6 separate regions of the Homo sapiens genome follow, and regions 2, 3, 4, 5 and 6 are each linked to region 1. A link is a loop called in an ENCODE intact Hi-C map of the cell type or tissue named here. Cell type or tissue: A673. All regions are shown on one strand.

What was found. A loop is a pair of places that touch in the nucleus more often than their neighbours do. Peaks named below come from ENCODE experiments on the same cell type or tissue, not always from the same donor. Only the 100,000 strongest peaks of a DNase experiment are listed, where the experiment ranks them.
Region 2: it touches region 1 in a loop (5-fold over the local background); 2 of 110 quality-filtered maps call a loop at or near these places.
Region 3: it touches region 1 in a loop (3-fold over the local background); 2 of 110 quality-filtered maps call a loop at or near these places.
Region 4: a loop joins it to region 1, with 7 times the contacts of the local background. A loop is called at or near these places in 5 of 110 quality-filtered maps.
Region 5: a loop joins it to region 1, with 4 times the contacts of the local background. A loop is called at or near these places in 2 of 110 quality-filtered maps.
Region 6: it touches region 1 in a loop (4-fold over the local background); 5 of 110 quality-filtered maps call a loop at or near these places.

The regions. Positions count from the first base shown.
Region 1 is chr2:5,689,364-5,693,363 of GRCh38, forward strand. It overlaps SOX11 (SRY-box transcription factor 11), which reads left to right and starts at 3,021. Exons shown (of 1, transcript NM_003108.4): 1 at 3,021-4,000. The coding sequence starts at 3,359. It overlaps LINC01248 (long intergenic non-protein coding RNA 1248), which reads right to left and starts at 1,755. Exons shown (of 5, transcript NR_110580.1): 1 at 1,612-1,755. It overlaps LOC124908052 (a long non-coding RNA gene), which reads right to left and starts at 1,600. Exons shown (of 2, transcript XR_007088653.1): 1 at 1-1,600. In A673, a CTCF peak has its summit at 2,383 (motif pointing left); DNase peaks (open chromatin) are centred at 2,038, 2,358, 2,948 and 3,658; H3K4me3 peaks cover 3,117 bases; H3K27ac peaks cover 2,892 bases.
Region 2 is chr2:3,957,395-3,961,394 of GRCh38, forward strand. It overlaps LINC01304 (long intergenic non-protein coding RNA 1304), which reads right to left. Exons shown (of 3, transcript NR_037881.1): 2 at 2,522-3,162; 3 at 261-1,547. Among named protein-coding and RNA genes, the nearest start is that of LINC01304, 15 kb to the right of the region's middle. In A673, CTCF peaks have their summits at 2,098 (motif pointing right) and 2,298; DNase peaks (open chromatin) are centred at 2,237, 2,917 and 3,237; H3K27ac peaks cover 3,146 bases.
Region 3 is chr2:6,313,067-6,317,066 of GRCh38, forward strand. It overlaps LOC105373401 (a long non-coding RNA gene), which reads right to left and starts at 170. Exons shown (of 4, transcript XR_001739180.3): 1 at 1-170. In A673, no CTCF peak of the experiment used is centred here; a DNase peak (open chromatin) is centred at 1,595; H3K4me3 peaks cover 753 bases; H3K27ac peaks cover 1,946 bases.
Region 4 is chr2:5,371,319-5,375,318 of GRCh38, forward strand. No RefSeq gene overlaps it. Among named protein-coding and RNA genes, the nearest start is that of LINC01248, 320 kb to the right of the region's middle. In A673, no CTCF peak of the experiment used is centred here; a DNase peak (open chromatin) is centred at 2,133; H3K4me3 peaks cover 432 bases; H3K27ac peaks cover 1,351 bases.
Region 5 is chr2:3,736,878-3,740,877 of GRCh38, forward strand. The region is part of intron 3 of DCDC2C (doublecortin domain containing 2C); the gene reads left to right. Among named protein-coding and RNA genes, the nearest start is that of DCDC2C, 35 kb to the left of the region's middle. In A673, a CTCF peak has its summit at 1,745 (motif pointing right); a DNase peak (open chromatin) is centred at 1,764.
Region 6 is chr2:4,994,015-4,998,014 of GRCh38, forward strand. No RefSeq gene overlaps it. Among named protein-coding and RNA genes, the nearest start is that of LINC01249, 340 kb to the left of the region's middle. In A673, a CTCF peak has its summit at 1,526 (motif pointing right); no DNase peak of the experiment used is centred here.

The DNA of each region.
Region 1 (4,000 bases):
TCATTTGTGCCTCTAATCAGATGTGACTCTTAAGATTCTGAACATTATGTATCCAACAATGTTTATGGTTAACAAACAAACTACATATCTTGCTTATAAATAAGTATATAGACAGACACACACAAAAATGAGTGAATATTGGCTCTAAAAAGATAACCAATGATCCTAATTATGATATACATTCAGTGGCTTAAAAAACAGTAGACCTATTTCCATTTTACTAAATTAGGTTTTCAAGAGGTGCATTATTAAAGGCTATATTTTCTATTTGGTAGCCTAAAATTTCTCTAAATAGTTGGTTACTGTTAATGGCGCAAACATCTGTTTTCAGAAGTAACTATTATTCCTGTAAGAAGCATGCGTACTCTCAAACATGTTCCCATATTTTTTTTTAAATGCTATACTTATTTAAAAATTTTCCCTTAGGGAGCAAAAATAAAGTATACAGATTATCATTTTTTTCATTCCTCACTCGACTACGTCTAACAACATTAAGTATGTGGGGTGAGTCCATGCTACAAAATAGCAATCTAGTTAATCTCTTGTGAAAATTGCCTGGCCTCTCCTACATGACAGGGGGGATTCAGCTGTAGCACCCGCCTGTGCCGCCTTCAGTGCCTGCTTTAGCAATCCCAATCTTTGCTTTATCTTCTCCAACAAACGGCTCATGTTGCCTTGAACAGAAATTATATTTCTTGTTCGAAAGAGCAGATTTTAACTTTTATTTCCTCTAAAAAGATCGCAGCGCTATGAGAATAAAATCTATTATTTTTCACTCCTACTATATTCAGATCATTCTCATTTTAAAGCTAAGCATGATTTTTGCTATAGCGTAAAGATAGCAAATCAATATGGAATTTGCCAAAGATTTTCAAATGCATTCTCTTTCCGAGGCCCAAATGGTAGGTGCCCTCACACTTTGCAAGCAAATAATGAAGCTGAGCTGAAATATTTCAATCCTTTTCTCTAGAGTGTGGATTTGTCCTGCAGTTGTGGGGAGGTGGGTGTAGGTTCACCTTGTGCTCCACCCCACCCTCCCTCCGGTGGTGTTCCCAATAGCTGAAAAACGTGTGAGCTGTAAGAGAAAAACAAGACCTAGTGCTCGCCGTGCGGGAGTGAAGATGAGTTTTCACACACTGCCTTGGATTTTATACATCTCCAGACTTTAAGTCACCCAGTATGAATGACTGTAAATTCTTTTGGTTCCTATGGCCCTGGAAAGAATAAATTGCCAGCATTATCAAGATTTAAGTTGGTCTGAATATTCCAAGTATTCGATGCAGTGTTTTTCTTTAGGATGAGTCGGGGAAGTGGGGGACGGGGGCGGGAATGGCTTATCGCAATGGCGGTAATTTTTTCAAATCATGATCTGTGTAAAACACGGTATTATTTTATGATATTAGAATCCTCAGAGAAGATCCAATACTTAAGAAATGTAGTATTAATTGCAGGAGGGCACCTGAAAGGAAGCAGATTCGGATAATTTTCCCAGTCCTACACGGCTGATTTCTCTGGTGAAGGGATCCGGGCAGTGTCTTAGGAACTGCTCAAAGTTCCCAGATACCCAGTGCTGGGGGGTGTGGAGAAGGCGAGGGTGGCGACAGACCATACCTATGAAGCGGTGATTTTCTTTAATTGCCCCCAGAATATCCGTAGAGGTAGTAGGGACTCAATAAAGAAACACAAAGGAGACGAACACGGCACGATCGCCGGGGTCCGCGGCTGCTCTGCGAGGCCCAGCGCGCCCCAGGTCGCGGCTCCCCGGCCGCCAGCGCACCTTTCCATCTCCAGGGAAAATATTTAGACGGGAAACTCGAGTGCACCTTATTTTCTCTTTGGTTTATGAGTGACCCAGAAGGCTTCTAGCTCACAATCGCACGATTTCAGGACGAGGCTGCCGGAGAAGCGCTGGCGACCGAGGATGGGGGAAGGACAAAGAGGAAGAGGAGGCCTGGGAAGGAGAAAGGAGCGGCGGAGGGGCGGGGAGAGGACGGGGCGGGGAGAGGAGGGGCGGGGAGCAGAGGGAGAAGGGAAGGAGGGCGCCGGGCCCCTCGCAGGGACGCCGGGCGGGGCGCGGGCTTGCTGGAGCCTGCGGGACCCAGAGCCCGCTCCGGAGCCAGCCCTGGGAGTGGCCAGCTTGAACCCGAGGGCCCCGCAGACCGTTACTCCGGCCCCCGCCCGGGGCGGGGCGCGCGGGGGCGCGGCGCAGCCCAACCCGCACAGCCGCGTCCCCAAACACCACCGAGGAGGGAAAACAGACGGAGAAAAAGGACAAAACAGAAAAATGCAAAACGGGGGAGGGAGCTCACCGCCTCTCGAGCTTTAAATTGATTTCTTTGCCTTACAAAAAGGGAGAAAGGGAAAAGGAGAGCAGAGCCCACGTGCCGGGAAGGTTGCTGTCTTCAAGCGCCACCTTCCGTCGGCCAGGGCCGCCGCGGGGCTACCGGGCGGGCTCGGGGCGGCGACCCGGGGGAGCGGCCGAGCCCCGCGAGGGGCTCGCCGGGGAGCAGCTGCGCCCACCCCGGGGCAGGCCGGGCGCGGCTGACCGCGAGCCGGGCGGAGGCCGCCGTCTCAGGCTGGGCGCGTGCCCGAGTGTGTGCACCCGGGGAGTGAGCGCGCGCCGTCCGCTGTCGCCGTCGGGCCTCCCGGGGACTGGGCACAAAGGCGCGCGGGGCCTCTCCCGGGACCCGGTCCTCGGTTAGCGCCGGCGCCCGAACCATCCCGGTTCGCCCCGGGCCGCCCGCTCCCCGTGGTGCCGCGCGCCGCTTCCGAGCATCCCGGGAACAGGCGCATCTGTGCACACACGCGGATTTTTTAAAAATAACATATTTCTAGACATGCCTCCTCTCCCCCCACCCCCATCTTTGCAAAGCAGCCCGGAGGGCGGGGTGGAGGGGCGGGGCCTCCGAGTTAATAAAGGAAGATGGGCGGAGCCGGCCCCCAGCCATTGGCTAGCTGGGGGAGTGATGTCACCCATATGACACCCTGATAACTAGTTGAGAGAGAGACCTCAACTTTTTGCAGAAGGAGCGCGCGCGCCTGGGAGAGCTCGGGGTCCGGCGCTTGCGGTAGGAGCCACGAGCCGGAGAGAGGGGTCCCGGGCTGCCTCGACCGCCGTCGCCACCGCCTCTCCTGTCGCGACCGCAGCTCCCACCGCGCCGGCGGCCGTCGTCGCCGAAGCCACCACAGCCGCTGTGTGCAGCCTGGAAGGGGGGGCGGGGGGGAGGGGGGGAGCCGCGAAAGCGGGGTGCCGAGGACTTTGCAACTTGCCCAGGAAGGTGGAGGGGTGGGAGGGGGAGGGGGACCTCCGCACGAGACCCAGCGGCCCGGGTTGGAGCGTCCAGCCCTGCAGCGGATCATGGTGCAGCAGGCGGAGAGCTTGGAAGCGGAGAGCAACCTGCCCCGGGAGGCGCTGGACACGGAGGAGGGCGAATTCATGGCTTGCAGCCCGGTGGCCCTGGACGAGAGCGACCCAGACTGGTGCAAGACGGCGTCGGGCCACATCAAGCGGCCGATGAACGCGTTCATGGTATGGTCCAAGATCGAACGCAGGAAGATCATGGAGCAGTCTCCGGACATGCACAACGCCGAGATCTCCAAGAGGCTGGGCAAGCGCTGGAAAATGCTGAAGGACAGCGAGAAGATCCCGTTCATCCGGGAGGCGGAGCGGCTGCGGCTCAAGCACATGGCCGACTACCCCGACTACAAGTACCGGCCCCGGAAAAAGCCCAAAATGGACCCCTCGGCCAAGCCCAGCGCCAGCCAGAGCCCAGAGAAGAGCGCGGCCGGCGGCGGCGGCGGGAGCGCGGGCGGAGGCGCGGGCGGTGCCAAGACCTCCAAGGGCTCCAGCAAGAAATGCGGCAAGCTCAAGGCCCCCGCGGCCGCGGGCGCCAAGGCGGGCGCGGGCAAGGCGGCCCAGTCCGGGGACTACGGGGGCGCGGGCGACGACTACGTGCTGGGCAGCCTGCGCGTGAGCGGCTCGGGCGGCGGCGGCGCGGGC
Region 2 (4,000 bases), 1.7 Mb before region 1:
TAACTGTAAAATGGAACCGATATTATCGCTCCTGCCTACCTCAGAGGCTGCTTGAAGAATGAGAGAACCTCAGGAAAGAACTGAGTTCAGATGTTGTGCAGACATAAGATATTATTATCGAAATCATAACAATCCTTTTAGTTTTTGAACTTCTAAGCCTCAGCCTCCTCACACAGTGTTTCCTGTGGAAACTCAATAAACCATTAAATTTGTAGATTTCCTTGATTAGTATTTTTTGTTCCAGAAGACAAACACTATAATTTCAAGAATATTCTCTATATTTTTTGAGGGCTTACAAAGAAAAACACAATGTAGAAATACCCTGATTTTTCTAAAATGCTCAAAGAATGATGTATTCTGATACATCTAATTTCTGGCTAACTGGCTAAACAAATATTACTTTTCTTTAAACTTTATTATTGAATATGGAAAGGCCTTATTTGATTTTCTTATTGCAGCATGATATGTAATATGAATCTTTAGTGCAGCTCATCTTCGATGAAGCTTTTGAAAATATGAACCGTTTTCAGGGTGGCCGTAGGTTTAACTCACAGGTGTTGGTTGGAAACTCAGTAACAACGAATCTGAACTCTGATTTCTGTTACTTTCTTAAGATGGAGTTTTTAATAACTCACATCTCTTTTAATTTAGTTAGTAGTGAGTACATATTACAATGAAATGCCATATGTATTAACCCTTTTGTGACTTCCTTCACCCCCCCAATCTGAATAAGCAAAATGTTCATTTGCATTGATGGGAGTGCAGGCTCAGTGTGGTGGGGGAATGTGTCCCTCAGGGCTGCAAGTGCCGCAAACTCAGTCCAAAAATGAGTTCAGTTAGATCATTGATTCACTAAATCAGAGAAAGGAGGAATTTTGTTTCGTTTTGCTTTGAATCAGCTACTGGTTCCAGTAAGGCAATTAAAGAGTCCAGTTTTGGCATAGTTGTAGGTATTTTAATTTTGAGCCAGGCACTCTTAGATTTGAAGAATCCGAATTATAAATGAAATAATAAAATTTGGTGCAAGATGAAATTCGTAGAGTCTAGGAATTACAGCCCTGTGGGATTTAATGTCTTTTTACAGGCATAATTGATATATCTATATTTGAAATATAGGCTTTCTAATCTAGATGGTGACTGGAAGCCATTTCTCAGCTCGTCCTTGTGGCCTGCAATAGAAACAGGGAATTTCACAGGGGCGCAGCTGGCCCAAGTGGCAAAGTCTTAAAGGGGATCGTGGTGCCACCTCCTGACTGCAGAGTAAGCTGGAGTGCAGAGGGGAGGGGAGAAAGCACCGTGTCTTGACCGACGACAGGGCTCAAGCCAGTGTGGGGCTGGGCTCAGGGACGTTGCTCTGAAACTCCAAGAAAAAAGAAAAGGTTTCATTCAGTCCTCACAACAAGCTTGCGAGTAAAGTGACCTCACTTGATATGGAGTACACTCATCCTCAGTGAGGCTGACAACTCGCCCGAGGGTTCAAAGGTCACGGTGGAAACCAATTCTTTCAGCCTCTTCTTCTCTGGTTTCCTTTACTTCCCCAAAGCCAGCTACAAAGAAATGATGAAAATGACAATTTACTCATCATAAAAGTAGAAGATAACATGGCTTAACCAAGTTATGGAGGTTAGTCAAAGAAAGCCAGGAAGAGCAATTATCCTTGTATTAATACTACGATCAACGCCCGCGGTGCTCACGTGGCCTGAACCCAACATGCACAAACCCTTTCCCATGGGAGCGCTGAGAGAAGCCTCTGGAGACTCGTGCTTGGCTGCCACGTGGCGCCTTGATTTGGTTGTGACCCTGGGAAAAGCCCTGCATCTCCTTTGGAATTTGCTGACCCCTCTCCGTGGGTCTCACCTTGAGCCTTTGAAAGAGGATCCAAGGCCCCAGATAGTTTTTCTTTTGTGAGGGTCGGTTTCGGTGGGGAAACATCCGTAATTTGAAGAGTGGTATAAAATGAATAGAATAACATCTAGCATCTTCTAGTTATTCAGTAAATATCTGTTGAATAACAAAATGCATACTACTTGACCATTTTTTTTTCTATGTGGATAGTTGAATTGGGAGAATGCACAGCTGGTTATCTAAGTGACCACTGGGTGTCACTGTTTACCCACTGACCGACCATCAGTTTTTTTTTTTTTTTTTTTTTTTTTTTTCCCCTCTCACCTGGTCAGGACAAAAGCCTCTGGAAGCTGGTCCAGGTGCAGAGATTTCAAGCTTGTTTCTCATAAGTAACCTGCTATCTCAGGGGGGAAAAAGAGCGATTCCTATGTTATTCACTTCAGGATGTTTTCTGCTTTCTGTAATCTGGATGGAGAGCTGATGTGTTTTCTGTTTCTTCATCTCCCTTTTATCCTCCTAAAGAAGTTTTCTTTTGCTAACGAAAACAAGAGTTTTTATTTTGCAATTTATCTTGAAAATAGGAACGCTGGTGTGAACATTAGTTGGTACAAGACGGCAGGGTTTCATATGTAACTTTAATAGGAAACTATTGCAGGTGCTGAAAGTAAATTCTCACCTTGTCAGGCTCAGAGCATCATGATTATTGCTGCAGTGAGCTTCCTGGAAATAGAGGCCGTTCTCACTCTCTGGTGAAAGACAGGTTGGGCTTCAAAGGCCACCTCCACTGTTCTGATCTTTGGCCTCTAAGGTGATGCTCAACATCTTTGATCCTCAGAGTTCTTTGGCCCCCAGCAGGGCTTCTGACCCCACTCCCAGGGCTGCTGGGAAGTACCAAGTTCAAACCCAAAATTTCTTGTTTTCCTCCTTAGGGGTGTTCTGCTAACATCTGAGCTGATGGGTCTTGAAGGAATATTATGTTTCCTCTGCTCTTCCCTTCGTGATGTAATTTACCATGTCTTTATAACACAATCTAATATGGGTTGGGCCAAATAGCTGGAATTCCTAAGTCAGAAGTTTTCTCTGAAAGGCACGTAACTGACTGACTTGTCCGTGTTTGTGGATTTCACTGCTGCAGCAAGAGGACCTAGAAAATGGCCATCTTAAGACCTGAAGAGGCCTTAGAATTTATCCAGTTTAGTGTTTTTTTTTTTTTTTGGATGCATTTTACTCTTTCTTCAATATTCCATAGAGGGCTATAAAACCTTACAAGTGGGAGGTCTTAAAATTTCCCCATAAGACCAATGATGTGAGTACAACCTGCAGGAAACAGAAGGAATCCAGTTAGACAGTCCCTGGCCACTCCTTTCTCAGCCCTCCTTTCCTGCCCACACCTCCCCTGCGGGAGCTGTGCTAATTCCTCACTGTATCTTGGTATCCTCTACTTTAAAGGGAGAAAAAAAGATGAGCACTTATGTTTCCTGAATCTAATGCATTCCAGGCTGATGAAGAGTGACGGCTACCATTAACTGAATCCTTTCTCTGCGCAGGACTTGTGTTCAGTCTTTTATTTTCACAATTTCATTTAATTCTCACTACAGTCCCAGGAGGTGCTCCAAGTTTTCCCTAATTTACAGATGAGAAAGCTGGAGCACCAATGGAGGTTAAATGGCCTACACAAAATCACCCAACTAACACCTGGTCATTTCTGAGTCCCTTGCTTTTTAAAAATTGATACACAATATTTTATGTATTTATGGGGTATATGTGATATTTTGCTACATGCATAGAATTCGCAATGATCAAGTCAAGGTATTTGGGGTGTCCATCACCTCAAGTACTGATCATTTCTTTTTTTTTTAAATTTTTTATTTTTGAGACGGAGTCTCACTCTGTCGCCCAGGCTGGAGTGCAGTGGCGTGATCTCGGCTCACTGCAAGCTCCGCCTCCCTTGTTCACGCCATTCTCCTGCCTCAGTCTCCCAAGTAGCTGGGACTACAGGTGCCCGCCACCATGCCCGGCTAATTTTTTGTATTTCTAGTAGACATGGGGTTTCACTGTGTTAGCCAGGATGGTCTCGATCTCCTGACTTCCTCGTGATCCGCCCGCCTCGGCCTCCCAAAGTGCTGCGATTACAGGCGTGAGCCATGGCGCCCAG
Region 3 (4,000 bases), 620 kb after region 1:
GAAGACTGATCACGAACTGGGAGACCTGGATTCTACTCCATGGCTTCTTTGGGAAAGCCTTTTCATATCCATAAGCTCTTCATCTATAAAAGTCAATGCCATTTAAAATTCACTGAGGTTCTTTCAGTTCCAAAATTGGACACAATCCATGATATCAGATATAATGTTGACTTGTCAAAGAAAAGGTGAATGGGATGTTTTTCATTAGATTCATTGTGTATTAATTTTTACAATTTTTGTTCAATTAACAATGTCATGTGTAATATTTACTATATTTTAAAATATTGTATGTTGAAGTGAGATTTATTTCTGAAGAAACATGCCTAAAAGCACATAACAGAACAATATAAAAACATAATCTGATTTATAAGAGTTTGATATAGTCTCTTTTAATGCTATGTTATTTTTATTGAAGGATTTAATACTATACTATGATGAATAAAGAAGGCCTCCAGGATAAAAATCCATGGGCTTTTTGTTAAACATAAACTTAATTTCTTAAAAAGCGACTGACTAAATTTTACTTTTAAAAGCAAGTGTTAATGCAATCGAAGTAACAAGAGTGGGCAGACTGCATGTAAGATGGATATCAAGCTATCTGAAAATATCTTTCTTACATTCCTGAAATTTGTCTGTTTAGTTTTTCACCATTTGCTAAACATCTCTGTCTTCAAAAAAGCTTCTACCAAAATGTAAACCTATGATGTGAGAAAGTGATACTCTTCTCATTAGATCTTCCTATCAATTTATCATATTCCTTGACCATTTGCTGAGTGAGTTCCGAGAAAACTGGCCACAGGACAAGCGATTATTAAAGAAGAAGTTAGAAAGGGAAGGAAACATTCCTGAGGGTAGGAGATGGTGGAATGTGAATCTTCATAATGTGGGAATCCCAGGTGGCAGAGTAGTGGGAAAGCTTGTGAACCTTTCCATGCTGAGAGAAACTAGTCAAAGTCCTTTTGCATTTCTTCCTGGAGCTGAACTTAAGCTCCAAGGTGACAAAACACAATTTTGACGTTGAGAATCATGAACAAGAATTTTCTGATGAGCAAACTCAGATGCTTATGACTGTTTCCTGATCTCTAAAAGGAAAAGGTTAAATTGGAGTTCAGCTCAATTCAATACAAGATGTGCTGGGCACTTGTTCTTGTCCAAGGGGAGATGACAAGAGCCATGATAGAAACAAAAATATCAAGATACAGGAGCTCCCTGACCTCCTGTCTTCAGTTCAGTGGGGAAACTGAAATGTGTGCCCTGTCTCACTGGGCACAGTAGGATAAGCTCTTTGCTGTTTATGTGCTTGTTTACAGTCACACACTCCTGGGAAGCAAAGATCATGTGTTTATTTATGAAGCCCCTGTTTGCCGACTCTGATATCCTATATGCTGAATATCAGTTAATCAGTGTCAGTTCAGTTAATGCTAGAGACAGTAAAGCAATGGAATTCAGGGTTGAAAGCAATTAATTAGGTGAGACAGATATCATAGAAAATGTTCTGGGGCCAACAGCTACTGAGTGGGGCTTTAAATACTGTACAAGATCCATTTAGGCAAAGCCATGTGGGGGTGGAGTCTCCATATTTCTATAAAACCTCAATGGTTTCCTGACAGGAAATGTTATAAATTATTCAACGTTTCTGATCCCTTTTCTCTCTCCTAGGATGCAATTTGCAAAATTTAAGTCTGTCTAATTCAGAAGAAATCACTACTCATATACTTGAGTTAGCCAAACCACAAAGAATGCTTGCCTGGAGATCAGGAGGGCTGCAAATTCCCTTCCAATGTCATCCTTTCCCATCCTCGGTGGTGGTCGCCCAGGCAAGTGGAGGGCTCAATGTTGGGAGTAGATGTGTTAGTTCTGCTGCAGCTGGGCTTTGGTATCTAATAGAGAAGAAAGATGTCAACAATTTGTGAGGCGTAGCACCTGGAATAGGGATCCAGCTGCCCATGCTTAGAGTCTCAACAGGGATTAAATGCCTGAAACAAATATAATAACACAAATTTCAACTGGTAGAAATCTTTTCAACACTGAATCTTACACTGCGTGAATACTCTCCAGCTTTGAAAGACAGAGAAATAGAAGCATAGAGAATGATTTGAGAAATAAAATGCAAAGCAAGCCAAGTGTTCATAGAGCTGTGAAGCTTTGTAGCTGAAAATGATTCTATGGATCAGTGTTTCTCAAAATATGGATTAGAGATCTAGATCAGAATCACTACGCTTTTGTCCCCTACACCTCCACCACCCAAGATTTCCTGGCTTAATCCAGGGATTCAGCAGCTCTGGGGTGGGTCTCAGAAATCTGCATTTTTAACTAGTACTGATTGTGTTCCACTGATTTTCCTCTGAAATTTTATGCCCAATGGGGAAGTCCATTCACAGTGAGGGAAATGAGCCTTGGAAAAGCTCACTGCATGAAACTGATCATGGACTAGGGCAGCCGTATTAAACTGAGAGTTTCCCAAAGAGTCATCGACATTCACCTTGGCAGTGACTGGCTCTACTGGGAGCCACTCACTGAATTTTCATGCTTTGTCAGCACGCAGATGGGAGCAGGGAAGGTGGAGGAAAGCACAAACCAGAATTCACTTTTCATCACATAAGCAAAAGCTGTGCCACAGAAATAGGATGACTGTGGGTTTGAGCACATGTAAGGCATTGCATCCCCAGTGCAGCTGCTTCTGGACTCTAGGAGGTTAGCCTGATCTTTATATCACAGTGTGGATGCCAATATGCAAACAAACATCTAACAAACAAAATAAAGAACAAACTTCTTTTATCTTTGCCATAAAGAAGTCTGTAAAGAGCCAGATAGTTAATATTTTAGGCTTTGCAGGCCACATGATTTGTATCTCAACTGCTCAACTGTACTTTGAAAGCAGCCATAGACAATACATAGAGTAATGACGGTGGCTTTGTCCAAGAAATACTTTGTTTTACTATTTACAAAAACAGGTAGAGGGCCAAATTGACTCTGGCTGAGTTTTAGACCCTGAATTTATATAGCATTACTATCCTGAGCATTTATAGACTGCTGCTGCTATTGTGGTTGTTTGTTGATTTAGCAAATTTTGAGTTTTGTGATTTTACATATGCCCCTTCCCCTATTTTTTCTTAGAAAAAAATGACACGATGTGTTAATACATGTCATGAATAGAACTAGCACATTCCTACTGGGTATTTTCCTTTCTTTCATTAGTGCCTTAGGCTATGTAAACATCTTTATAAGTGAATTTTGTTTATATGTAATTAGCATCAGTGTTTTAACTTAAATCACCTCAATATACTAAAAACATTGTTATTCATGCTTAGTTTTACCAATTTTACCAGCATTTCTCCAAACTTTGCTGCAGGAGTACAGTCACCTTCATAGCCCCCCTCACCTAGGCTTTTCTGGGTGAGGAGGTATCTCTCATATGATCCTCTTCAGTTATATATTCATTCTACAACTAAATGGTTCCCAGAAATTCCTCTCCTCTTATGCTGTCATGCGCATTCACTGGGTTCCATGTGGTTGGCCACTGTTAAATTTTTTTTTTTTTTTTTATTTCTTTGCTTCAGAAAGACATGTCACATTCTTCTGGTCACCAAGTCCACTTCTATTGGGAATTGCCACTCCTGCCGTATAACTATACCTCTCTGAATATGAGGGTTCCTTTCACATCCATTGCCATTAAAGGGGGCCAGAGGCAGAAGAACTAAAAGATGGTTTTAGGTAAAGTGGGAAGGATGTCTTTCTCTGTTTCTGTGCTATAATTTGTCATAAAGGTGTTAACAGAGCTCTGAATTATGTCTAAATATTTTCAGCAGTCTTAATAAAAACACCATTTGAGTTTTTACTTTTGGGGCTCACTCTTTTGCTGTAAAACTCAAAACTGGACAAACACATTTGGAACCAAGACAAAAATTATTTAGAGACCTTTTTATAACATCTCATTTTCTGACTAATCTTGCACAAGTGGAGATCAAGCCTTCATGCTCTACCCTCATTTCTGTAAGAA
Region 4 (4,000 bases), 320 kb before region 1:
GGCACAGACACACCACACACATGCCTACACACCTGCACACATACACACTCACACACAGACACACACACACACACACACACACACACACAGAGCTTCTATCACCATGTTAGAAATCTCACTATTCCCATTTCTTAGGGCTGAATACGAAATTAGAGAGTGTTGTCTCCTGAACACTAGTTGAAATGTGCATGTTATTAGAGTGGCAAGGAGTCTCTTAAAAATAAAAAACAAACAAAAACAACAACAACAAACTCCCTTTCTAAAATCTAACCGTCCACCATCTTGCTGGTTTATAATTCTAGAATCTAAGGGTTCCCATCTATCAACTCAAAAGCTTTCTGTTGACCAAAATCCCAAGGGAAAAAGGTATACAATAGAAATAGTATGGATTAAGACAAGGTAGTGATTAATAAAAAGAAACATAATGAAAAAAACACCGGTTTTGCCAATGATTTACATTGTAAACCTCAAAAGCCACTTATTTCTCAGAGCCTCAGTTTCCTCTTAATGAAATCAGAGTATTTAACCCAATGAAGCTGACACTTCCTTCAAGTGCTTCAATGCTCAGTGATTATTATAGCCTATAGTTCAGTGGGGGGAGGTGAAGAATCACAAAAGAAAAAAAGTAACTATGTATTAATACAAGTGCTTAAAAAATACTTGCTGGTTAAATAAATAAAGAAGAACATGATATACTTCAAAGTGTTTTTGCAAATGAACCTTCCTTTAATTATAAGCTGAAGTAATCCAAGTACTCCTGTGAAGAATTGTATGCATGCCTAAAATGCTATTCTTTTAGTACTAATTGCCAGTTGTTTAATCACTTTTAAGATTTTCTTTTATGTGTCGGTCATATTTTTATAAATGCCCTCTGTGACAGAAAACTGTCATCCCATGTGGATTTGATTGCGCTGTAAGGAAAAACCATTCAAAGAGAGATAATGGAGGTAAGTTACTCTTTTCTTACTTGACTCCCGCTCGTTAACTGAGTCTGAACCAGAATTTTTAAAGTTGTTTATAGCAGTGAGGGCAGAGTTGAAATGAGCCATGTACTCCTTGCTGAAGCCCTCAAATGCCCCGGAGCTTAATCTCTCACCCCTGAGAGGCTAAAAACATGTCTGCGAAATGGAACTGGAGATCATGCATTTTAACCAGCATTTTAATAACTTTATTGCTCATATTAAGAAAAACTCCATTGATATGCAGATTGTGTCAATACTTCTTTTGCTAAAAGTTGTGAACACTTTGGCAATCACAAATGAAAGCATTAAGACAGAGAAGATGTGAAGCAGGAACTCTCCTGATTATATGTCATTCTATTTCTAACATCTGTAAGTATCTTACATACTGAGCATTATGAATGCCTTTGAAGGCTCTGCAAATAATTTTCCAAACTCCATGAGAAGGGAGAGTGTCAGGGAGAGGGTTTGAGGCTGGAGTCCGGAGCTTCTGCCTGTCTCTGACAGTAGTACACCTTATTAACACATATGGGCCAAACAACAAATTATTTAACTTACGGTTAAAAAGCATAAGAGACTACTTTACAAAAAACAATGTATGTAGTAGTTAATAAAACTTCAAATAATGTTTACCGCATACTGTTGTGGAATAGCTATTCAGATCAAGTTAAAAATTGAAATACAAAAACAAACCAGAGAGAGAAAGAGAGAGAGAGACAGGAAAAACCCATCCATTGAATCTCCAGCATTCCTGCATGGAGTTTAGTAAGGAAAGAGCACATGTCGCAAAGCAAAGACATTGCAGTTCCAACAACAAAAGTGAAACATCTTATTTACAAAAGACCCCTTTCCGGCTGTTGTGAGTGAACCTGTGTTTGTGAGAAGCAGCGAAGAAGCTCTAAAGCCCACACTTTTCTCCCCTTAAACGGTCATCACAGCATCGAAGTTCCAAAAGGGGACACCTATTACAGGCCTCTAATGATTATTTTTTTAAGTGCACTTTACACGTCCTCCCACAGCCCTAGTGCTGCGCTGGAAAGATGATCCCTTTCCTGCCTGTCAGCCACAGGTACAGAATGCCCCTTGTCCAGACCCAGGAGAAACAACAGGAGCTGTTGAACTCTTTGCCTTGAGTCTTCCCTGAGAGAATGCGCCAGGCTTTGTCTTCCTTGGGACAAAGCTCCTCTCTCCCAGGGGGCCGGGGTGCCACCAAACCATGGCATGGATTTAGACTCCATGGGATTGGAGTTCATTCAGAAAATTGGTTTTAGGAGCCTTATCTAACATTTCCAAGCAAGAACCCCAAAGGTCATCCTGCCCTTCTGTAGGGAGCCCAAGTTGTAGAAACAATCCCAGAGGAGAAACATGTTTTCTAACTTCTGTGACTGCATTGTGGGAGGCACTGCTCACTGTACACCCGGCACATGAGGGTAATTAGGTGATCCTCTTACTTGTAACCCAAAGAAGAGAGTGAATTAATGAATAATACATACACAGAGTTCCTTTCGTCTTAAATGTGTTTTTACAAAGAGGATAGTACTTACACAGATTTAAAGAAACTACCTATGGGATTTTAAAGATAAGTAAAGTTGTGTATTACTTCCCAAATGTGGGAAAATTTGGATGGAATTAAGACCTCAAAACTATTGGTGCAATGCAATGTGTCACCTCTCAGTAGAAGAAAAATGTGACTAGAAATAAGAAAGACAGAAGGCTTTCTCATGTAGTAATTTTTTAAAAGTACATTTTCTTTAGTATCCTTACAAGATTCCTAACTTTTTAAGACCATATTCTTTCTTCAGGTATTCATCTTGCAGATATTTGCATGTTTTAACATAGGTATCTCCACCTATTAAAATAATAGGATGTATTTTTTCTTAAGCTTTGCTGTGATTAAATGCAAGAGTCACCTATTTTAAATCAGGTTTAAAAACCAAGAGTAGGTGTCCTCAGAAATCACAAATTCTGGGGTATAATGAAATTGAAGTTGTAACATTGCCTCCTAAAAGTTGTTTCTGAAAAAGGCGGAACTTCCAAAGCATTTCTCCTGCAAATGTTTTCTATCATAGGCCTTTCTTTGAGGAGTAAAGGAAGTATTCTCACCCATGCCTCTGGAAATGAAAGCTGAAACTCCTGAAAGGTTCCCTGATGCTTCCTTTCATGTTTCTCTCAGGAAGCATTGACTTGAGCACCTCCTCTGTTCATGCCACTGTTCTATTAATACTTGCTACAAAGACAGAGATGAAATGGGTAGCTCTCCAAATACAGAGAAAAATATGCAGAGAAGAGTTTACGGATTTATTTTAACCACTTGCCAGACACTTTTAAACACGTCCTGTAGAACAGGCTGGGAAATTATTTTTAAGGTCGCTTGACAAACGAAGAAACTGAGGGAAAGCCATTAGATACCTAACATTCACAGAATCCATTCTGCAAAGCTTGGAATCCAGATGGGCTACAGTTGCAGGTTCTTTCTAGACAGTAGCCTGCTTCGAGGTTAAAAAAAAAAAAGAAAAAAAACGAAGCCTGCCTGACTTCTTGAGCCATTAATTAATCCCTTTCCTTTGCAAGGTGGTCCTTCTACGGTCTCCAGCAGTTCAAATGCTTCCCGGAAGAGGCAGGCGCTTATCTTTCCTATGGTGCTACAAAGCTCTCACAGCAGTGCCAAAGTCCAGTTCTCCCATAAAAGCACCAATGTAGAAAGCAAACCTTTAAACAGCTTCCAACCCAACGTGAAAGAAAAAATAACCTTATTCTTACTCCTCCCCCCATTTCCTCTCCAACTGAGCTTCTCACTGCAAGCCTGTTAGGTTCTCATTCTATTTCTCCTCTTCATTGTTTTCCCCGGTGCTCCTGCGTGTGCGCACGTGTGTGTGTACATATACATTAGTATCCTCCCACATCCCAAATACCAAGCCCTTCCTTCCCCTCATTGAAGGACTTTTTTGAATTCTGATTCAAGCAGGAAGCTTACCCAGACCAGGCCACCCGACGAGACTTTCTATTTTTACTCCGACTTTTGTTATACCATTAGACCCTAT
Region 5 (4,000 bases), 2.0 Mb before region 1:
TAGTTTTAAAGAATAATGCCTCTTTATTACCCTTTTCAAATCAAAATGCCTGTAACCTCCTTTTGCCTTCATTATAAGCCTATGCAGCAGATAAGGCAGGCAGTCATATTCCACTTTTGGAAATGGAAGATTGAGGCCAAAAGAGAGTAAGACCTTCATCTGTTCCTTTGATCCCTAATGGCTCCATCCAATCCATGTACCCCCCGCCACTGCCCATCCAGAATTGACTGAGTACCCCCAGGTGCCAGGCCCTGGGGAGACCGAGAGATTCAGATGCAGGCTTGTCCTCAGAGAGCTCACAGTTCAGTGGGGGAATGAGAGGTCCAGAGATAGAGCTATTTAGTTCTAGAATCAGCCCCGAAGACCATGGCTTCTGAGTTCAAATGTGGAGAACTTTTCAGTTCAACTCAGCTTGGAACTTGACCTGGTTCTTGAGAGCAAGCATTAGGCGACCTTCACCCCAGGATGAGGGGAGGGCGCAGGCGGCCAGCCCAGGATGTCACAATATGTTCATGGCCCGTTTACTACCCAACTGCAGTGGGTCATGGCTATTTGAAGATAGCGTGGCAATGGAAACAAAAACGACCCTGGCTTTCTTCCCACCTACTATCATCAATGTATTTCGGAGAGAAACAGCACATTTCTGATGCCTTCTACCTTGCTTTTCAACAGAGAAGACATAAGTGGGTAGAGGGAGGTGGATGCAGGGGAAGGTCTGGGTGGTTGGTTCTCCATGTGGCCTCCATGTGGCCTGGGGAAACCCCTTACCCTCTCAGAGGTCCAGATTCTTCCTCTGTGTCACGGGGGAGCAGGACTCACTTTACTGATTTGCTGGAAAGGTTAGAGACGACTCTCTAAAGTGTTCATGGCTAGTGCTGAGGAAATGGCAGCTGTCATCGCCAACCCACCTGACCAAAACCCATTCCTGGACCTATATGCTACTTCCCATTTTAAACAATCTGAAATATTTTCTATTTAAAATGTTTAAAATGTTTTATTTTCCTCCTATTTACTACTAAAAATTAAGTAGCAACACAGGAAGAGGTGCATTGACAAAGTAGTTTTATGCCTTTTGAAATCTCTTCAGAGTTTTTATTTAAATAAACCATCTTATTTAACAGAGTGACTCATGCCAATGGTAAATATATATTTTTAAGAGATATACATTTAAAGTAAGTCTCCCAAATTAAAAATTAAAAAAATAAAATTAATTTCAGCCTGTCAATACTGCTAATTTGTTAGAAAAATAAGTCAACAAGAAGTAAAATCTACATTTGAACTGATGAAATTTGGTAAATTTGGTAAGAAATAAATAATTCAGTGCACCATTGACAGTTCACATCAATGTGTTTCACATTAACGGCAGATTGGATAAATGCCTGATTTTTGAATATTCATTTTGAGCAATGAGATTGAAATAAAGTAAAAAAGGAATTAATGTTTGTTTTTACTCCCTTGTCAAAGGGTTTGATTTATATTACAGATAATTGTATGTGCAACTTCTCTATCAGATTGCAAGTTTTTGTTGGCAGAGAGTTGAGGAGAATTCAAAGTGTGAAGAAAGAGGAGAGATAGTGAAATTAAATTGAGATGAACTATATGATGAGATATATTCAGCATCCCACTCCAAGGGCAATACATTTTTTCTGCTGGTCTATCTGGGAAAAAAAAAAAAAAAAAAAAAAAAAAAAAAGCCTCCCAGCTTATATCACTAGTTCTCTAGTGATTCCCCCAGAGGGAGCCAGCGTTGCAGTTTCTGGTCTCTTTCTAGGATGGGCCATGCGTGATCAGGCGTTTATAGGTATATGTGTACTGCATGCACTGTTGTGTACCTTCATTTTTCTTGTAACCACCCAATTTATCTTGTATATGGTTTTTTATCAGCATATATAAATTGTGCTTTCAAAAATGAGTACCAGGCATTCAAAAATTCACATGTACCAGTGTTTATTTACCAGTGATGGGATTTGATGTGTGCCCATCCACAACCTATCACAGACTTCCAGGGAAACTGTTTTTGGGTATTTTAGATGGAGTTGTTCATTCAGCTACCTGGAAGATGGATCATCGGACCCTGAACAACACGGACCCCAAACCTGGCATGGTGATATTGGTCTAGGTTCATTCTTCTGCTCAACCAGCAAATTTTAGAGATGTGTGAAATCCATTTCTCCCTCTGAACTTGCCATTTCCTAGTTTATAAATCAGAGATTATTGTTTCTTCTCTTTTATCTTAAAAATTCAAAAAAATTTACAGATTTTTCTATTTACAGGCTTATAAAAATGTGGAAATCTAGAAAAGCATAAAGAATAAAATAAAATTCTCCAGTTATCCCATCCCTCAGATATAGAAGTGCTGGGAAGAGTGTAGTCCCTTTAAATGATACAGAAGGGGGAAGGGAACTGCTGGGGACAGGAGGGCATGGTCCCTGGCTAGGGCGCCACCCAATGGACCTGCGTGAGGTCAGGCATTTTTGTTTCCCTGCCCAAATGTTGCATTTCCCAAGACCACCCTTGGCCTGCCACGCCCCCATCCTGTGCCTATAAAAGCTTGAGACCCTGGCAAGGCAGAGACAGAAATGGCTGGACGTCGGGAGGAGCACATCGGCGGAGGAACACACAAGTGGCTGAACGTCAAGAGGAACGCACCAACAGGCACCGGCACACCGGCAGGCCGCCGACCGGCAGAACGACACAGAGTTTGGCTGGGGCAGTTAGAGGAGTGCTGGGGTTCCGAGAGGCCTGACTCCAGGGAAAAACCGTCTCCCTTCTGGCTCCGCCATCTGCTGAGAGCTACGTCCACTCAATAAAACCTTGCACTCATTCTCCAAGCCCACATGTGATCCAGTTGTTCTGGTACACCAAGGCCAGAACCCGGGATACAAAGCCCTTTGTTCTTGCAACAAGGCAGGGGTCTAATTGAGCTGATTAACACAAGCCACCTATACAGACGGCTAAACTCAAAGAGCAGCCTGTAACACAGGCCCACTGGGGCTTCAGGAGCTGGAAACATTTACCCCTAGATACTGCCATGGGGTCGGAGCCCCACAGCCTGCCCGTCTGTATGTCCCCTAGAGTTTTGAGCAGTGGGGCACTGAAGAAGCGAGCCACGCCCCCATTGCACGCTCTGCGAGGGGGACAAGGGAACTTTTCCTGTTCACAACCACTATTAACCCTAAGGCACCTTCACTCCTAGTGTTCTTTCTGTAGCCCACTGTTGTGGTTTTTGTCTACAACATTAATTATATCTGACCGTTTTTCCCCTGTAGATATAAATTCTGCATACACAATTTTTAACAGCTGTATAATTTATGGTGTGGCTGTGGCATAATTTATTTAACCAGTCATCCATACTTAGACATTTTGTATTTTTGACTTCATACATAATTCTATGAGAAATATCTTCACCTCTAAATCTTTGTCCACTTTTCTGTCGGGTGGATTTCATGGTGTGGGATGACTGGGTTAGTGGTTATTGATCCTTTATATTACATTGATCTATTTTGCCAAAGTGTCCTTCAAGAAGACTGTGCTGATTTTCAGCTACATCAGCAGTGGGATGGTGTGCCTGTTTCTCAATACTCAGGATAAGATTATAAATTAAATTTCTTAAAAATTGAGACAAAATATAACAAGACCTTGTTTAAACATTGATTACTTTTATTCCTATTAGTAATCTATATTTAGAAAAACTTGCAGCCTAAACCAATTAGGAAAACCAATAGTTGAAAACATTGTAGCAAATCTTTATTGTAATTGTAATAGCACATGGATAAATTCTGATATAACTTGCATGGAACATTTCTTTTTATGACTTCTTGTGGGCAGCGTCTTAAATATGGAAGAAGTTGGACTCTGGGTTGATTGGAAGCCTCTTTTGCCACAAAACCTTAACAGAGAAAATGGACTCTCTTTATGGTGACAAACATATTAAATTAAGATTTATATTTACTCTAAAGAGAGATATTTCTCAAATTCTAAGTTATTTGCATTTAAGGAA
Region 6 (4,000 bases), 700 kb before region 1:
AATATTTTGCTTTGTTTTTTCTTAAGCTTCAGATTTGGATCTGTATTTGGAAGAGTACAGGTTTCTAAAAATAAAATTTGATACAATTAAACAAAGCTGTGTCAATCCCTTCCAAACTCAGTTGCCTGGCATATGAAACCCTAAATGATACATCTCTTTCTAGTTCTTGTTATTGTCACCAGAAAAAGTCACAAAATCTGTACATTTAGAAAAGAGAGCTTTAATTCTAAAGTCGGGTAGAGCAACCTGCAGGCAAGAAGCATAGCTCGTGGCTGAAAATGAGAAGCAGGTGTTTTGAGGGAGGAAAGGATAAGACAGGAATTTGTGCTGCATGGGTTGGCTAAGTATACATATTCAACAGGTTATAGGAGGAGCTATGAATAGCCACAAATGTGCTGCACACATGCATACTAAGCTAACATGTATCTTACGTACGTCTACGTTCACTTTGGGGTGGAGACATAACATTTCCTTATATTTCAGTTAGGCTGTTATACATCGAAAGGTGAAGCAGAGGGCACGAAGACACTCAATGCACAGCCTCCGTAAACTGAACAGATACACTTCATGGTCCTGTTCTCTTACAAGGAAGGAATGTTGCTTAGCTGCAATGTTGAAGCTGCAAAAAGGAAAGGGCAACATCAGGTCATGGGTTGAAATCAGCCGTGGAGCAAGCCTGTAGTCCCAGCTACTCGACAGGCTGAAGCAGGAGAATTGCTTGAACCTAGGAGGTGGAGGTTGCAATGAGCCGAGATCGTGCCCCTGTACTCCAGCTGGGGCGACAGAGCAAGAGACTCCATCTCAAAAACAACACCACCACCACCACCACACACAAAAAAACATTTAGTCAGCTCCTGGCACACAGTTGATCCTCAAATCTTAGAAGAATGCATTTAGTAGAGAGATGGAAATAACCCATTTTGTAGTTTTATCTCCCTGTCTTATAACTAAATCCTTTACATTTTCAGGCAAGATGATTGTCATAAAACGTACCTTCTTAAAAGACAGCTTGGGATTTAGCAAAGCCACCATTTACAATTATTTCTGAATGTACATTAAACTAATGCCACTGACATGAAAAATGGTTTTCAAGTTATTACTTAATGTTTTATTGACACAACTATTTTTATTTTTTTATTTTTATTTTTTATTTTTAAATAAATTTTTAATAAAAACTTCTTGCTGCAAAGCACAGGGAAATGATAAAGCACTTAGAAAAGAATAAGACATTCCCATCACAGTTCTCATATGTAAAGAGATTGGAAGTCAGTACTCTCATCCTTACAATAATAAAGAAAAATGCTGAACAAACTGAAAAATCAACTTTTTTTGTATTCTTCAGAGAATTGAGGTTGCAAATCACCATCCTGAACTCTCAAAAGAAAAGTAAATACAGAGAATCACAGCTGAGATTAATTTACCTGGAGCAGAAGTTGTTGGAGCCATAAACTAGTAAAAACTCTAACTGGTTATTTTAATGAATTGCTGGAGGCTACGTGTGTCAAAGCAGGAGGCTGAGATATGACAGCAGGGGGAGTTGCGGTTTTAGGGGATCCCTCACTTTGCATGGGTTTTACCTACAGGCACTGCACCGTTTTCTCTTCAGAAAGGTCCTACGAAGAAGAGCCTGCTCCTCTCTAGGGGGAAGAGCACCATCTGTGAAGTACAGAGTATTCTACATGACAAAGGCCAACTACCCAAACAAAAACTATCCCAGAGCCTTGGTCCAGTCAGGGAAGGGCATTTCTTCACTCCAGATCTCTTTGGGCTCACTGTTTTGCCAAACACGGGGAAATGAAAACTAAGAAACACTTGTGAAGGTCACAGTCCAAGGACTCAGGTGCACTAAAAGCTTGAGATTTACTCATAAGATTAGTGATTCTATGATTATAGAACATTTCCCCTTCCTGGAACCTTACCATGGCAGCAACAGGGCTCCAGTATGATAACAGTGGATTACAGTTCAAAGAACTAAAAGTCACAGACTGTTTAAGGAGGAGGTCTTAGGGGAAGCTCAGTTTCAACAAAAGAGATGAAAACAAGGGCACTAAAGGAATTTGGGCCCTCTGGCACCTACAGATACAACAAACATTAAATACAGCCTTACTCCTAGCCAGATTAACATAAAACCTCACACTAAAAACCTATTTAGCCGAACATTTTGATTCCTGCCTGTAATTCCAACTACGAGAGAGGCTGAGGCAAGAGGATTGTTTGAGGCCAGGAGTTCAAGACCAGCCTGGGCAACACAGGGAGATCTTCATCTCTTAAAAAAAAAATTAAAATAAGTACGTAAATAAAAGGGTGTTTACCTCAGTTTCTATTACTACCTGATATATCACATCTGCCTTTGAACAACAATCACAACAAAATACAAGGCCTGGTAAAATGCAAGAAAAAACAGTCTGAAAAGACAAAGCAAGCTACAAAAGTTGACTGAGATTTTCAAATTGTCACACGGAATTTAAAGTAACTCATGTACTAAGGATTCTAATTTAAAAAGTGGACAACATAGAAGAAGAAATGGGTGATATAAGCAGATAAACGGAAATTCTAAGAAAGAATAAAAAAACATTTATTTAGAAATAAAAACATCGTAACTAAAAGGAAGAACAGCACCGATAGGGTCCTCAGTAAACTGGATTCATCTCAGGGAAAAAAATCTGATACTGAAGAGCTTGAAGATAAGTCAATAGAAACTTCCCAAACTAAAATGTAAAGAAAAGAAAACTTAAGAAATATAATATTTCTCCTGACTTGCTCTTTCTAGATTTATTGAACGTTATAGATGATTCTTTTTCATGTACTCCCTTAGCAACAGAAGCAGAGGCAATACTTCTTAACTCCCTCTGTAAAAGGAGCATTACCTTAATACCAAAACCAAACAAAAACATTACAAGAAAGGTCAACTACAGGCCAATATATTCCATGAGATTATATGCAAAATGCCCTCAAAATATATTGGCAAATTGAAACTAAAAATGTGTAAAAAGTAATGTATACCTTGCTCAAGTGGCATGTATACTAGGTATGCAAAGCTAATTTAATATTCAAAAATCAATTCATGTAATCTAGCATATTAACAGACCAAACAAAAAATATGTAATTATATAAATTAATGCAAAAATTCAGGAAAAGCATTTGATATAATGCTACACTCATCTACATTAAATTTTTTTCAGAAAAATAGGTATAAAGCAAGCTTAAATTCTTGAAGAATATCTACAAAAAGCCTATAACTAACATACTTAATGGTGACAAGTTGAGTACTTTACCCCTAAGATCAGGTACAAGTCAAAAATGTTCATGTTGCCTCCTCTCATCATTCCCACTCAACATTGAATTGGAAGTCCTAGAGATAAAGGAAATAAAAGATACATAGACCGGTAATACATAAATAAAATTCTGTATATTCACAACTGACATGACTGTCATGTAGAAATCCCAAATAATTGAAATATAAACTCCTGGAATTAATAAGTGATTCTAGCAAGGGTGTAAGACACTAGGTTAATATAGGGTTTATCACTTTTCAACATATGAAAAATTAGCAATGGGAATGTGAAATTAAGTACAGATTATATATGTAAAAAACCAAAAAAAAAATCAAACATGAATAAAAGGAGACATATTCTGTGTTTATGGATTGAAAAACTCAATATTGTTTAAAAGTCCATTTTTACCATCCTGATTTTTAGATTCAACGTAATTGCAATTAAAATTCCAGCAAGCTATTTTGTAGATATTTACAAATTGAGTCTAAAGCTTATGTGATAAAACAAAAGACCCAAAATACCTAAAAACATTCAAGAAGAACAAAGTTGAAAGAATGATACAACCTGATGTCAAGACATGACACTACAGTAATCAAGACAGCATGGTGTTGGAAAGCAAACAAACAAAAACATAGATTGATAGAAAATAATAGAGTGTGGAAATAGAATGACATAAATATAGTTACTAATCTTTGGCAAATAACAATGGCAATTTAATAAAGAAA